Linked DNA regions of Homo sapiens: region 1 is linked to region 2. Evidence: read pairs that join two places in POLR2A ChIA-PET (ENCODE). Cell type or tissue: endothelial cell of umbilical vein. All regions are shown on one strand.

Region 1 (2,500 bases), 100 kb after region 2:
GGACTTACTTCTTTCCACATTCCCATAAGAAGCAGCCTTGGTGGATTTGACTAATGAAAGCGTCCTGATTTTCTGGCATCATGGGTGTGTGACCCCAGCAAGACCCATTCAACGCTTTCCTGCCGAACTCTGAATCTTGAGTGGAAGGATGCAAATGTTGATGAAAGGATTGGAATTGTTTCATTTCTGGGGCTACACTCCCACAAGACTTTCCATTAGTTTGAATCATCAAAACCACCCATTTCCCACTGTTCTGAGCTTCTCTAAGTCCATTCCTCGTTCTTTTCTGAGCCCATCTCTCCACTCTTCCTTCTGTCCCCTTCTCTGGACTGTGTTTGTTCATTGGAGTAGGTTTCCAATGCTTGCAACTATAGGAATCTAATGAGATATAATACAAGGAATAGTGCCTAGAATAAGGGACTACTATTTCCTCAATTTTTATGTTTATTTGGATTTGAATGGTCTTAAAGGAGGACCTCTTTTAGCTAATGACTTCTGTCTTTGAGGTGTGGGAATTTAGGTTTGGTAAACTCCTGAATTACCAGTGCAACCCAAGATTGTCTCATTCTGTGAAAAGTACACCAGGTATCAAGCATCCTGAAAATGGGGGCTTAAGAACCTTCCTGGTTCTCCAGGGAAATACATTCAGTGCAGCCCTGATCTCTAATTTTCCATTAAGCCTTACCCATTCAACCCATCACTCTCCTATGACAGCAGAATATCTGGAAGCCAAAAAATGAGTTTAAGACCCCGTTTACCTTCAGTGACGATAGTCACATACTATAATTTTGCTCTCTGTAGGAGGTGCCTGGTTGTGTGGGAAGTTCCGGCAAACCCCTGCAATATACAACAGATCAGACACACCTAAGCTAGCAATGATTTAGGTATGTCTCATCTGTTGTATATTATAGGGGTTTCACCTTTCTTCCTCCCCCCATTTTCATCTTACAAGTCACATTTACTGTATTTATTTATTATAGTAAAACTAATTCATATGTGTTTTCTTGTAGAAATAACAGTCACACCAAATAATTGATAATAATGGTAACAATATGCACTACCATTTTAAAATAAATTACCCTGTAAATGCCAATAATGGTTATTATTTTTCTACTACCACTATCATACATAATGGCAAAGACCATAATCAGTATTTAATATCTTCTCTCACTGAATACCAACATCAACCCTGGAAAAGAACATTACTGCTCTTTTTTTTTTTTTTTAGATGAGTAAGCTTGGATTTTGAAGACTTCAACAACTTGGCTGCAAGTTGATGGGAGAATTGACATTCTAACCCAGCTCAGTTTGAAGCCTATAGTCCACTCCACTCCACTCTACCAGCAAAGAACATAGCCTTGCAAAACAGAGAACAGAAAACAGAAATGCTTTTTCTTCACTCCCTGTTGGGAGGATTCTGGAATAGAGCTGTGATTTGGCATACTATTTCTGCTCCACTTTTGAGTTTCTGCAGCAAACGGCAAGAGAAGGCTGGGGCTGGTATAATAAGGTCACCAGGCACCTCAGGGGAACAAAGTGGTAGCGAAAGAGGACCAGGCCGGGCCTGGTGGCTCAGGCCGGGTGTGGTAGCTCACGTCTGTAATCCCAGAACGTTGGAAGGCCAAGGTGGGTGGATCACCTGAGGTCAGGAGTGCGAGACCAGCCTGGCCAACATGGTGAAACCCCGTCTCTACTAAAAATACAAAAATTAGCCAGGCGTGGTGGCATGCGCCTGCAATCCCAGCTACTCGAGAGACCGAGGCAGGAGAATCTCTTGAACCCGGGAGGCAGAGGTTGCAGTGAGCTGAGATCTCATCACTGTAATCCAGCCTGGGCAACAGACTGAGCCTCCATCTCAAAAAAAAAAAAAAAAAGTTTATAGGAGGGAAAGAAAATGAAAAGGTAGATTTAAGGAACCATATAATGAATGTTATTAGTGTGTATGTCAACATCCACAATGACAATTGCCACCAATTGAGGGAATCTTTACAATCAAAAAGTTTTGTACCACGGCCACCTTCCAGGAAATAAAGGGTTGCTGGGATCATGACCCTCCTTCCTGTCCCTGTTGCTACTCTTCTTCTCTAGCAAATGGTCCAGCCCATGCTCAGAAGCTTGGCTCACTTCTGGTTTAACTCTTCTCCCTCCCTTCGCAGTCAGCTGCTAGGGAAAGGAAGACCATTCTTAGTTAAATTACAGGTACCCCTCCCATTTCCATTTTGGAAGCAGCTTCTCTGCAGCTCCCTGACACATGAGCTAACTGTTCAGTGTTGCAGCTCACACCCAGGTCCTCTGATCTGTGTTCACCTGGATTCTTAGGCAGACCAAGTTTCAAATCTCACATCTCCATTTCTTGGATTGAATTCACATCCCCCGGTTACTCCTGCTTCTTTGCATTCTTCAACCTGTCCATTTCCAACATTCATTCCTGCTTTCCTTTGTGTTTCAACCCTGATTCAGCCTTGTTTCATTGTTCCTAGAACCAAAATCCTGGCTCCTG
Region 2 (2,500 bases):
TCTGCAGCCTCAGCCTCCCAAGTAGCTGGGACTACAGGCGCCCACCACCACGCCTGGCTAATTTTTTGTATTTTTAGTAGAGACAGGGTTTCACTGTGTTAGCCAGGATGGTCTCAATCTCCTGACCTCGTGATCCGCCCGCCTCGGCCTCCCAAAGTGCTTGGATTACAGGCGTGAGCCACCACGCTTGGCCGATTTTTTTTTTAACAAGTTTCTAGACATCTTGAATATATGAGTATCTGTCTGTGCATACATATTAAGAGAATACAGTTTTTTGATGAAAAAGCTATGTCTCAAAAAGATTTAATCTATGCATAGGAAAAAAAATAAGAGATTTAGGTCCTCTATGTATTATAAAGTAATTTAAGATACTCTTCTGTATTTCTGGATGGGTTCTTTCTTTTCATTCAAGAGGATGACATTTAGGTGGGAACTATGAAAGTGCAAACATCATCACAAGTTCACTGGCATTAATCCACAGGCCAACTGGAAATGAGAATAGAAGCGTCTCTGAGTGAACACTTGACGTAGGACACTGGAAGAAGCAGTGCACACTGATGGAATGGGCAAGTGGTTCATGCCAGAAGATAAAGGACTTAACATACCAGAAGCAGGTACAAATATACAGTAACTGGGAAAATGAAATAATGCCTGAGGAAACAATAGAAAGAGCTAAGAAAGCATTACAGAGGAAACACAGAGCATTCAACAAACCAACAGGAAAGTCTTCCTTAAATTAACACAGGAATCTCATGTACTTGTAATGTTGACTTCAAAAGGACAGCACTTTAGTTTTCTCCTCTATCTTTTTCTTTCCTCTCTCTCCCCATTTAATTATTTATGTGCACAGGTACACATTATTTATACATTTAAAAATTCACCTAGCCCATTAATGCAAAGAGATGGAATTCTAAGTAGCTAAGGCAAATTCCTGATATTACTGTGGTGGGCGCCACTCAGTTAAAGGGAGAAAACTTCCCACTTACTGCAGACAGGAAATGAGACAAGTCACACAGCACAAGGGGATATGAGCAATTTCCAAGAGGCATTTCATACCTTAATATATGACTGGACAGAATGATCCAGCTGCTCCTCATGGCACTTGGCCACAATGTCGGTCAGAACCCTGCAAAAGCAAAGCTGTTCAGTGGCCTTTCTGGAGAGGGCAGAAAAACCCCGCTTTAGTTTGTCATTACAGTGCTTTGTAAATTGGGTATTTAATAATTACTGGGTGAATGAATGAACCAATCTCTGACTCCTTCCTTGCCCTCCTCAGCCCCATATCCAATACTGGGCATTTAATATCTATAGCATCAATGAGCCATTTCCATCGATTAGCCATTTCCAACTTTGAAACTTTGAAACACAAAGATGTAAGTAGTGTTGTAATATCACAATGGAGACTTTTTGTCCAAGTTGAATGTGCTAATTATGGTCTGTGCGTTTTTGACATTATCTTTTTGCAAAAGGGATTATTTTTAGTGCCTAATTAAAATTTTAGACTTTTAATTTCAAATTAATAATCATATTTCATTTGAAGAGGGCTTGCCTTCCAACCTATAGGCACTATATATGCTTTTGGAAAAAGTAATTAGGTTAAGATGCAGTTGTTTTGTTTTGCTTTGTTTTTCCCTTAGCTGGGTTGGGGTTTCTAGCAGCAATGATGTACAGGTGGATCTTTTTTCACATTAACACTACCAGCTGCTCCATGGCTATAGTGCTTAGGAATATCTCAGAATTTCAACAGATCTATCAGCTGCAATATCTAGGAGTCTTGCCAACACAGAGACACATTCACATGCTGAAAAGAGCATGAGTTGAAGGCACAGCTGGGGACTTTTGATGCAGGTCCAGAACTGGATGGTTGTGAAGCCATTAGAGATATTTAAATTGTCCAGAATTTCAGGCTCTGCTTTAAAAACTAGGCTACAAACCCTCATTCAGAAAGAGGTCAGTAATATGCCTGTGAGTTAGAAAGATACTGGAAACATTTCAATGCCAAAAGTAACATTTTTTTCCAGAATGCTATGACTAAATTTTTTAAAAAAATGAACAGCACAAATATATAATTTAATAATTAATTCAAAGCACTATCTCTATAAAGAAGAAATTGTGATTTGTGAAGGCATTGGCCAGATTAGAGATGTTGGAAGAATTCAGTATAGCCAAATTTAAAGTGAGAACAGTTAAAGCATTTAATACTTAAAAAAAAGGTTCTTGTGGGAATGCAAAATTATACAGCCACTCTGGAGAATAGGCACTTTCTTAAATATCAAACATGCAACCACCCTGCCCCCCAGCAATTACACTTTGGGCATTTACTTAAGAGAAACGAAGACTTATGTTTACACAAAACCTCTACATGAATGTTCATAGCACTTCTTTTTTTTTGAGACGGAGTCTTGCTCTTTCACCCAGGCTGGAGTGCAGTGGTGCAATCTCAGCTCACTGCAAGCTCCGCCTCCTGGGTTCATGCCATTCTCCTGCCTCAGCCTCCCGA

The links. Peaks named below come from ENCODE experiments on the same cell type or tissue, not always from the same donor. Only the 100,000 strongest peaks of a DNase experiment are listed, where the experiment ranks them.
Region 1: POLR2A ChIA-PET joins it to region 2 with 5 read pairs; 5 of 35 experiments call an interaction of 5 or more read pairs at or near these places.

What each region holds. Positions count from the first base shown.
Region 1 is chr2:224,939,987-224,942,486 of GRCh38, forward strand. All of the region lies in intron 1 of DOCK10 (dedicator of cytokinesis 10), which reads right to left. It overlaps LOC124906121 (a long non-coding RNA gene), which reads left to right. Exons shown (of 3, transcript XR_007088106.1): 3 at 1,229-1,298. Among named protein-coding and RNA genes, the nearest start is that of MIR4439, 69 kb to the right of the region's middle. In endothelial cell of umbilical vein, no CTCF peak of the experiment used is centred here; no DNase peak of the experiment used is centred here.
Region 2 is chr2:224,836,706-224,839,205 of GRCh38, forward strand. DOCK10 (dedicator of cytokinesis 10) reads right to left here. Exons shown (of 56, transcript NM_014689.3): 25 at 1,057-1,126. Among named protein-coding and RNA genes, the nearest start is that of CCDC195, 120 kb to the left of the region's middle. In endothelial cell of umbilical vein, a CTCF peak has its summit at 1,060; a DNase peak (open chromatin) is centred at 1,056; H3K27ac peaks cover 2,388 bases.